Linked DNA regions of Homo sapiens: region 1 is linked to region 2. A link is a loop called in an ENCODE intact Hi-C map of the cell type or tissue named here. Cell type or tissue: PC-3. All regions are shown on one strand. Each heading gives the region's core, and the rest is flanking DNA. Links, peaks and the distances in the headings are about the cores only.

What was found. Peaks named below come from ENCODE experiments on the same cell type or tissue, not always from the same donor. Only the 100,000 strongest peaks of a DNase experiment are listed, where the experiment ranks them.
Region 1: it touches region 2 in a loop (8-fold over the local background); 1 of 110 quality-filtered maps calls a loop at or near these places.

What each region holds. Positions count from the first base shown.
Region 1 is chr13:106,518,067-106,523,449 of GRCh38, reverse strand. All of the region lies in intron 1 of EFNB2 (ephrin B2), which reads left to right. Among named protein-coding and RNA genes, the nearest start is that of EFNB2, 15 kb to the left of the region's middle. In PC-3, for the core only: a CTCF peak has its summit at 2,640; a DNase peak (open chromatin) is centred at 2,099; H3K4me3 peaks cover 2,289 bases; H3K27ac peaks cover 2,445 bases.
Region 2 is chr13:106,126,259-106,131,641 of GRCh38, reverse strand. No RefSeq gene overlaps it. Among named protein-coding and RNA genes, the nearest start is that of LINC00460, 250 kb to the left of the region's middle. In PC-3, for the core only: no CTCF peak of the experiment used is centred there; a DNase peak (open chromatin) is centred at 2,101; H3K27ac peaks cover 2,072 bases.

The DNA of each region.
Region 1 (5,383 bases), core at 137-5,136, 390 kb before region 2:
GTAGCTGCTTGTTTGAATCACTTATAGTATTTAACTTCTAGGGTGTTTTTGGGTTTTGGTCAAGGTAATTCCAGGCTGAATGTGGTGACTAAGCAGGAAATAAATGGGTCGTCCTCAAAGTTACAGTGGAGCGCTGTTTCTATTTTCCTAAGGTACACAGTTGTGGGGGCGATCCGTATGGAAGTCAGGAACCCAGTCTGATTTTGCTTCCTTTTGATGGTAGCAGTACAGACCTGGCTGTTTTGTAGCCTGCTTTGTTTTTCTTCCTTTTCTTCCCTAACTTCACGGGCTGTGGCAAAGCCCTGAGACGTGCAGGAAAATGTCTCCTGTCATACGCCCACAGCAGACCTAGCCCTGACCCTCCTCTGAAGCCCAGGAAGGAGGTATCTGTGAAGCAGCCTGCTTGTAAAGCAATTGCACACAGCCTTGTAAACTGTGTTACTGGGCTGATTATACTTGATTGGCAAGGTGAATCTCTTATAGCAAAAGAGAACTTGGAGAGTTTTATCTCATCTTATGCCTTATTAATTTGTTCATTCTTTAATTACACAGCCACCTATTGAGCACCCTATTTATGCAAGGTACCTGGTCGGGGGTCAGAGGGAGGGTCCCATGGTAAACGAGACAGACTCAATCCTGGAGGAGCAGGAATGGCAGCCCCTCGCTGGGCTGTTGGCCCCACCAAAAGGGAAAGGTTTCATTTTAATAATACATGGGTGAATCATTTTTGTCAATAGGCAAAATTCTTTGTAGTTAAAAAAAAATATGATGGTAGGAAGGAAAGGGATGGGCAGAGGGTTAAAACAAAAGATATGCTCTCCCTAACTCTAGATTGTAGTATTGTTATGCTTGTCACTGTAGCTGAATTCCATTTCTTTGAGTTTTTTCAATGCCAAGGCATTCCCTGTATGACTTACGTGAGCCTTTCATCTCCGCGATTTTTCCCATTCAGGTAAATGAGCAAATGGATTTGAACACTCATATCTAAAACAAGAGAGAACCAGCTGGAAATGCCCTTTGAATTTCTTTCTCTATGTAAACCATTTTTCTTTCTGGTGCCTCACCTATAAATAACAGGAGTTCCACCTTCCTTTATAGACTCTTGCTGAAAGCATGGTTTGGAACAAGACCGTACAGGTGCACACAAATTACAGTTGGGAAAGAAGCCTGCAGTGCATCTTGTCTCTGAAGGTTATGAAATCCTCCTTTTAGTAATGGAGCTGGCGTGATCAAGCCAGCAGGATGAAATTTGGCATTTGTGAGATCACCCCCCTTCTCACTTGCCCACTGTACATAGCATCCCAGCCTTACTCTTCAAATCTCCACATTTTTTCTTATCTAGCTACAAAATTCATAGGCTGATTTTTTTGGGGTGCGTGTGTGGTTTTTTTTTTGTTTTTTTGGTAAATAAAGACCTGCATTTTTATTTTGATATAGGTGGTTGAGTTTTGTCTTTAATTTCATGACAGAGATTTAACTAGTCTCAACTTTTGAAAAGACAACAATGATATTTGGGGATCACACACTTAAAGTTAGATTTCTAGATGATTAATACCAAAGTAGATGATTTTTTAGCCTCAGCCATTTATAGGTATGCCCTTCTGTGAATTTTTTATGACAGTGAAAATCATGGCACAGATAAAAATTAAATAAATACTTCTGTTATTTTCCTGAAGAAAAAAAAAAAAAGCTTAAACTATGAGAATACTGTCTTTGAGCACTTTAAAATAAAATTGACTTCAGCCAGCAGGATTTTGAGCATTACATCACAAATAAAAAACAAGATTAACATCAAAAGGAGTCAGTTTTCATTCAATTGTGCAGCACTGTGGGCTGTGAAATTTAATATTATTTTGACTCATATGCTAATTGTAGACTGACAGAGGAAAATGGATTGTGTTTAAATAAAAGGATACACAGCATCACACGCAGCTGTATCAAATACAAGTTGAGGTCTTTGGGCCAGGAACTGGGGGCCCTCTAGCTCTGTTATTGCAGATTCAAGTTTGACAAATAAAACTTTCCTTTAGACTGTAGTTTAATTACTTTTTTTCAAAGGTATGCGTGATGAAGAGGCACAAATACACCTCACCTTGAAGAGTTGCTAAACTGGTTTGTGTGCCGATCAGTTCACCGTGTGTTTGAATTTCTGTGCTTCTCATCTTTCCTTTTCTTGAAAAGATTTTGCTTGTCATTGGTGTGAATTGTACCCCCCACCCCCACCCATCTAGTCTTTGCTCTCAGATTTATAACACTTTAATGGTTCCAAATTGTATAGCCTGCTCTTAGACCCCTTTTCTTTTCCTTGAATAAATCAGGTTCATGTTGCAGACGATATTTGTTTTAGGAAAGTGTGAAAGAAGGGGCACCTGTGAAAACACGCAATTGTTCCAACACACATATACATCCAAATTAAAGCAGAAAATGTCAAAGCCTCCAATCACTACCTTATTTCTTGGAGGTTTAAAGCCGCTGAGAAGATAGTGGTGCCCTCGCTGGAAGTTTTAAGGTAATTACTTTTTACTCTAAGCAGTAGTATCTGGTAACCTAATTCCGTATAAACCTGACACCCTATCGCTACACCCCAGTATTTCTCTGATTTCAGAATAAGTCTGCGTAGAAACTTGTTCTGATGTTAAAGTGCAAAAGGGGGCAGTAAAGTGCTATCCACAAAAAAGGAAAAACATTTTCCAAGTATTTCTTATTACTGCCTGTGTCTTTCGTAGGCCCTGCCTTTATTTATTCATTTTATAACAAAACTCTTATGTTTGGGGCATTCAGAGAATACCTTATTAAGCTGTTGCAGCAATCTAGCATTAAATGGAAGACATGCAAGACTGAAGATCCTGCCTGTTTATGAAGTGTGCCATCAAATTCACATGCTCATGATGCAGAGTCCTTCTTTGGGAGTATTCGTATTCCCAAGTGCACAGAGCACTTCGGAAAGGAGCCTTGGTCTTTGGTGTTAATGCTCTCCTAGCTCCGTATAGATGTGGCAGGCCCAAAGTACATGGTGGGGTGAAGGGTCAAGGGTTTGGGCTTATCCAGAGCAGCGTGCATCCTTTGTCAGGAGGTGACTGGAAACACCAGCCAATTACAGCAGAACTGCAGACTGCTCATCTGCATTCGGAATTGCAGATGAACCAGTTTGTACTCGACTTCTCTTCTTCACTGTAGGCTTTGACATTTAATTAAAAATTAAAGCCTTTTATGGAAAAAGTACATGTTTTCCAAAATGGGGTAAATTCGAAGTATACTTGATACAGAACACTGGCTTGGGAATAAACCTGTGATATTACATGACTTTTGGTTTGCAACTGCTAGGCTGAGCCTCTTTGTAAAGCTGGGATTTAGAATCTTTGAAATGTTTGTACAGTTCAATGATTAAGCATAAATTGTATATATTCCCTTTTTTTCACTTATTTGAGTAAACAAGTTTGTTACTACAGCTTCTGTGGACTCAGAGATTTATGTATTAAATAGGCCACAACTTCAACTAGGATAATTTTATTTATCTGCTTGTTAGGGAATTGCATCAAAAGTTTAAGTCTGTAGGCATTAAATATTTTAAATGCTTATTTTTAAAGTCAATTATGAAAGATAGCACAAAGTTTTTCTGAAACTACATTAAAAAAATAATGTTTTAATCTTATCACAAAAGCATTGACTATTTATTGCAAAGAAAACACAGAAAGCTAAAAATCATTCTAAGTCCACCATTCAGTAGCCCAAAGTGGTCTCAGGTAAAGGCGGTGTGTGTGACCATTTGTTTATGGTTGTCTCCGTGCAGTCAGCAAAATAAACAGAACAACATGCCATATATTATTGATGTGTATATTTTCAACTGAAATTAGCCATCTGCTTACAATGATCATATACACTAATGGTATAATTTTGAAATGAAAAGAAAAATAAAATAATTCTTTGTGGAGAGTAATGCGAATTGACTTATGAATCTCGCCCTGCTTGGCAGTTTGCTCTAGAGGTAGAAGAGCTTTATGTGTGGGCCTCCTCCCCCCCCACACATTTATTCTGCTCACACTTGCACCAGCATCCATGTCAGGACTCACCTTGTCCTGTTACATGAGTAACATGGCCCTGATTCTCAAGTGCATGATAACTGCCATAATTACACATAAATATTAAATATTTAAATAGATCTTTACGTGTGTAATATTAGGTAGAAGTGGCTCTGGATCGAATCTGATGCTTTTTAAATAGAAGCTTTCCCACAACATTTCCAAGCACTGTCATCGTGTCTGTCTCGATTTGGGGTTTACCTGGCCTAGTTATCTGTCTGGGTGTAGAAACTGGTAGTTCCTGTTTGTATCTTTTTTGTTCTGATCTCTTTATTCTGTGTCAGCTAAATATTCTTGCAGTCAGTTACTAACATATTAACTCATCCTTGTTTGGAAACTTTGGCATATCCTTCCATGGTTTCCTTCCGTGGACCTGTCGCGTCTCTCAGGAGAGCCACCAGGTATATTGTCACACATTTCGCATGTATTTTCAGAGACTACAGCAGCATCAAGTGGCCCCCCAGCGATTTGGGTTTTCTTCTCGGTTAATCTACACTCTTTGGCCAACCGTGAGAAAACTTGTAAGAAGGCATCAGATGTTTGTGCTAAGGTGCGTGTAGTATGGTCAGAGGAAGAAAGAAGCAGGGAAAATGGAGTGGCCGTGGGTGGGAGGGGAAGCAGGGAGTGCAATTTCGGGTTCACTACACAGCTCTCCATAAACTTCTCCACTGCTGGCTTCCCACGGATCCTCCTATTACACTGGGCAAAGTGCAGAAATAGATCAGGCGACCACTGCCTCCGTCCATTTCCCAGGCACCCTGTGAGACCCGATAATGCAATACAGGTCAGCAGAAAAGTCCAGACTTGACATCCCAACGTGCCATGGTCTGGTCTGTGAATGAAAATCACATGAGGTGACCTCTGAACTCTAAGTGGCTGGTTTATGTTTTCAGTGTATTAGGCCCGTGTTTTAAACAAGCATGTGCTCGTAGTGTAGGTTAAAACTTTCTGTTGTCTTCATTAATTATGCTGTGTTCTAGTCTATTAATATTAAAGAATATTGTGTTGCATAATGACTAATTTTTTTATTTTTTGGAGACGGAGTCTTGCTCTGTCACCCAGGCTGGAGTGCAGTAGTGCGATCTCGGCTCACTGCAACCTCCGCCTCTCGGATTCAAGCAATTCTCTGTCTCAGCCTCCGAGTAACTAGGACTACAGGCGCCCGCCACCATGCCCAGCTAAGTGTTGTATTTTTAATAGAGACGGGGTTTTACCATCTTGGCCAGGCTGGTCTTGAACTCCTGACCTCGTGATCCACCCGCCTCAGCCTCCCAAAGTGCTGGGATTATAGGCGTGAGCCACCA
Region 2 (5,383 bases), core at 151-5,150:
ACAGTTTCTCCTGAGGGAAGGGGTCCTAAATGAGTGATTGTCTCTCAGAAAAGAAAAGAGTGGGCTGGGCGCAGTGGCTCAAGCTTGTAATCCCAGCACTTTGGGAGGCCGAGGTGGGCGGATCACGAGGTCAGGAGATCGAGACCATCCTGGCTAGCACGGTGAAACCCTGTCTCTACTAAAAATACAAAAAAATTAGCTGGGTGTGGTGGCGGACGCCTGTAGTCCCAGCTACTTGGGAGGCTGAGGCAGGAGAATGGCGTGAACCCGGGAGGTGGAGCTTGCAGTGAGCCGAGATCGCGCCACTGCACTCCAGCCTGGGCGACAGAGCGAGACTCCGTCTCAAAGAAAAAAAAAAAAAAAAGAGTGCCTGTGTTTGCGGGTGCACTGACCTCTTTCTTCAGTGACTGCTGCCTCTTTGGGCCTTCTTTTTGCTCGTTTCAGCAGAATAGGCAACTGTTTGTTTCTGAGGGCTTCACTGGCAGTGGAGACCATCGTGTGTTTCTCCTCCTGATTAGAGCCTGCACTAGAAGCCACGTGCTATTTCATGTTCTCACTGATATTTGAACAAAGCCAAAGAAGGCACGCTTACATTTGTGGGTTGCGCAAAGCAGGGAGGTGCTAATCCAGTGGATAGCTAAATCAGAAGGTGGAAAAGATGTATAAATAGGTACAGTGATAGGTCAAAATCAGAAATATAAAATTTAATGGCATTAAGTGTAATGTCTTGTAATTCAACTTCTACAAATCAATTACATAATATGAGGCTCTCATTATAGTTTGCCCTGTGAAGTCAACACTATAGGCATGGAATAGGAAGAGGGGTTGCCTTGTCATAGGATGAGGACAATTAGTAGATGTTCAATAAACATTTACATAAAAATTAAATACAACATTGATATGGTTTGGCTGTGTCTCCACCCAAAATCTTATCTTTAATTGTAATCCCTATAATCCCCATGATCCCCACATGTCAAGGGAGAGACCAGGTAGAGGTAACTGAATCATGGGGGTGGTTCCTCGAGCTCTTCTCATGATAGTGAGTGAGTTTTCATGAGATCTGATGGTCTTATAAGTGTTTGGTAGTTCCTCCTGCGTTCCTTCTCCTTCCTGCTGCCTTGTGAAGAAGGTGCATTGGTTCTCTTTGCCTTCCACCATGATTGTAAGTTTCCTGAGGCCTCCCCAGCCATGCTGAACTGTGAGTCAATTAAACCTTTTTCCTTTGTAAATTACCCAGTCTTGGGTAGTTCTTTATGGCAGTATGAAAATGGACTAATGCAAACATCTAAATAATAGGTTTTCTAATACTTCTTTAACATTATTTCTTTACGCTCTTCAATAATATGCATTTGCATTTCATAAGAGAGTTTCTCAGAGTCCTTCTCTGTACCTATGGTGCTTTTGTTTATTTTCCAACTTTATAGACATGTGATTCATGCATGGAGTTAGCTCCTTCTCTTTTTTTTTTATTTCTCTGGTCATTAAATAATATAATACCCAGCTCAACCCCACAGCCCTACTCCACAACTCTACCTCCTGAGGAACATTTTTTCTTTGAGAAAAAATTTCTAGATGTAATTCTATTCTAATACGATTATTCCCAATTTTCTTCAGCATACTTACAATTATATGTTCATTTTAAACATGGCTGACATTAATCATTGCATTTATTTTCTGGATTGTTCTACAATGTTTTACATTTGTTGATCTGTAGCTTTATAATCTCTTTATACTCTTGCTTGATTTTGTGAGGAATAAAATACAGAATAGTGATATTTTGAGGAATGTAACATTGTTATTAATGTTAATTGTTTATATTTCTCAGAATTTATTAATTCATACATCATTAATAAATTGAGTTCAGTGAAGTATTACAATATTGGGAGGAGGAGGGAAAAGAAAAGAATGATTCCAAACTGAATCATATGTTTAACAAGATATTCTGAAACTTGATAACATGACCTTGTTTCTAGATCATTAGACTTAAGTGCTAACCACTCTGGCAAATATCACATTTGCCACAAATGTGATAATAATAAAGGCATGCATTGGCCTGTACAAATAATATATTGTGATCATTGTAGCTCTTTGTAGACTGTCACTGGTGCACTAATAGGTAAACAAAGCACATTATCCAAGAGCTCTGCCCTGAAGGCTTAGAATCTGTATCATTTAGTCAACAAAATGTAGACATAAATAAATATTGACACTCTGAAGGGATTGCCTATCTGCTTTCTAGGTTATTGCTAGGAATCCACAGAGAATATGTGAAGTTAGCCTTTAAAGATAAATCACTTGAAGTAAGAGGAAAAAAATCATTACCGTATACACATATGCTTACATAAAAGGCAAACAAGGAAGTGGAGACAAAATGAGAAGTGGTTTAGAAAAATAGAAAAGAAAAAGAACCTTTGGGTTGATTATGGAGGTCCTGGGAGTGCAGTTTAACCCAGGAGTTAAATACAGCAGACTGGAATGGATCTGAATGGCTAGGTCTGTGTTGAGGACGTACTAGATGCGAGGAATTGGGCTAGTCACTCTGGATATAGAGTTAAATGGGACAATGTTTCTCTAGGAGAGTACAATAAGTAATGGCTTACTATGCATCCCTTACAGGTAAGCATGGAGGGCTCATTGGAATGCAGAATGGAAGTACTCATCCCAACCTCACAGGCTTATAGGAGGCTTGCCAGAGAAGGAAGGATGTGATAGCTGGATCCTGAAGGGCCATAGGAATTAGTCAAACAATGGGAGTGGGGTGGGCTTATGTAAGAGAGAAGGTGCTCTCCAGGTAGGGGACCAGTATGTGAAATAGCCCATGGATGGATGTGGGACTACAAGTTAGGTGTGAATTGTGTGTTTGGCAGAATCATGGTCACAGAAAAAATCCTGTGACTATATTAGGTTACATATTAGGCAAAAGCAGATTTATGTCACAGATGGAATGTTTGCTAAGCAGCTGACCTGAAAATAGTGAGATTTTCCTGGATTATTCAGGTGAGCTCAATATGATCACAAGAGCCCTTAAGAGTGGAATATGGAGGCAGAAGAGGAGGTCAGGGGGATGTGATGTGAGGACTCATCCTGTTGATTCTGGCTTTGGAGATGGAGGAAGGGGCCAGGAGCCAAGGAATGCAGGCAGCAACTAGTAGCTGGAAAAGGCAAAGAAATATTAGATTGGTGCAAAAGTAATTGCAGTTTTTGCTATTACTTTTAATGGCAAAAACCACAATTACTTTTGCACCAACCTAATCGATTCCCCCCTGGAGCCTCCAGAGTAGCACATGTCCCTACCAACACCTGAATTTTAACCTAGGGAGACTGGGTTGGGCATCTGACCTTCGAAACCCGAAGATAAATGTATGATGTTTTAAACCACTCAGTTTGTGGTAATTTGTGACAGCAACAACAGAAAATTAATACACAGGAAGAACGTATTGAAAGTGCAGTGACAGTAGCAGTGAGACTGGAGAGGCAGGCGAGGAGAACACTTTATGCCCTGCTCTGCAGTGTGGGTTTTATCCTGATAGTCATGGGGAGCCCTGGATGGGTTTAGGCAGGGGAGTGATATGCTTTTGTGTTTTAGAAATGTCACTCAGGAAATAGGAAGGACTCGAGGCTACAAAGAGTTCGGAGACTGTCAGGAGGAAATGCATTGACTTGGGAATTTTAATTAATCTGAATCAGCGCAATTTGCTGAGTGTTTATCTGTTGGGGAGGAAGAAAGGGCAACATCAAGAATGTAAGCTAGGTTCTTGACTGAAGAGTTGGCACATGATGGAAAATTCACTGATATAAGATACACAGTAGTAGGTAGGAATGAGATTTGCAAAACACTGGTAGAAAGTAGATGGTGTTTTTTTCTGATGGCCACTTAATTCTCTGAGAAGTAGGAGGTAAAGTCATCTATTGAAAAATAGTGGGTTAGAGGTGTGAAGTGGAAATTCTAAGGAAGAAAATTAAGTTTGCATCATCTGTGAGTAGGAGTTAGAATTTCTGTTCACAGTGAAAACAGAGGAATTAACAGGCAGCTGTGAAGGCTGCAGCGAATGTTGGGCCTCTTGAACACTTTATTTCTTATGACTGGAATAGGTCCCTTATTCTTTTTTTTTTAGAACGAGTTTTGCTCTTGTTGCCCAGGCTGGAGTGCAATAGTGCAATCTCGGCTCACCGCAACCTCTGCCTCCTGGGTTCAAGTGATTCTCCTGCCTCAGCCTCCCGAATAGCTGGGATTACAGGCATGCGCCACCACACCCGGCTAATTTTGTAATTTTAGTAGAGACAGGGTTTGTCCATGTTGGTCAGTCTGGTCTCGAACTCCCAACCTCATGTGATCCGCCCTCCTTGGCCTTCCAAAGTGCTGGGATTACAGGCGTGAGCTACCGCGCCTGGCCCAGGTCCCTTTTTCTTAAACTACCCAGCTCTTTGTTTTAGCTTTGAGATGATCCATTGAAAAATTTTCTCTGATGGGGATATGTCAGCTGGTAATAAAGTGCCTAAATCTGGGCCAGTTTGAAGCCCTGTATCATGACCCCAAAGACCTTTTGAGACAATGGCTAGCATGTTGGGTCATCACTTCCACTTTTGGATGCATTTCTTCCTCTCCGTAGCTTTCTGGAGAATCATATAATCTCAGTTGGAAAATAACACTTGTTACCTGGGCAAAGACCTTGACCTCAAGCCCACATCCTTCCAGGCTCTTCCTGGTTGCCCGGGTCAAGTTGTCCATCTCATTTTGAAAATTTCTGGTGTTGGAAAATACATCTTCTGATGACAGCTCACTCTGTTTTCGGATGGCTCCAATCCCTAGAAATTTCTTTCTTATATTGAACTAAAACCTACCTCCCTGTAAATTTTACAAGGTTATTCGATTTCTAGAGAATTCGTAGAGAATTTAATCCCTCTTAAATCTGACAACCTTTTCAGTATTGGAAGGCAGCTCGCATGTACCTCTCTAAGTCTCTTCTTTTCTAGGCTAAGCAGTCTCAATTTTTTTACCATCACCAGTTTTTCAACTGTTCTTCGCGTGTCAGGTTTCCTTCCTTTCACTATCCTGGCTGGATTTCTCTAAAACATCATATGCTGCCACAATTTTTTTGTTTGTTTGTTTAAGTATGGGGACTTGGGTTGGAAAAAAGCCTTCCAGGTATTGTTTGAGCAGCAAAAAGTAGAACAGAATATCATCTCCATTTTCTATAATCAGTGAGAATTGCTAGCAATTACCCTCCTAAGATACCCTTTTTCCTGTAAGCTCCTGTCACCAACCTCAGCTTAGGCTTCCCTTCTCTTACCTCGATCTTGTTTTCTTGATAGATTCCTTCATTCAGTACAAATCTGTTGGGTAGGTTCTATCTGTTAGGTCATCTGATGCGTATTGGACCTA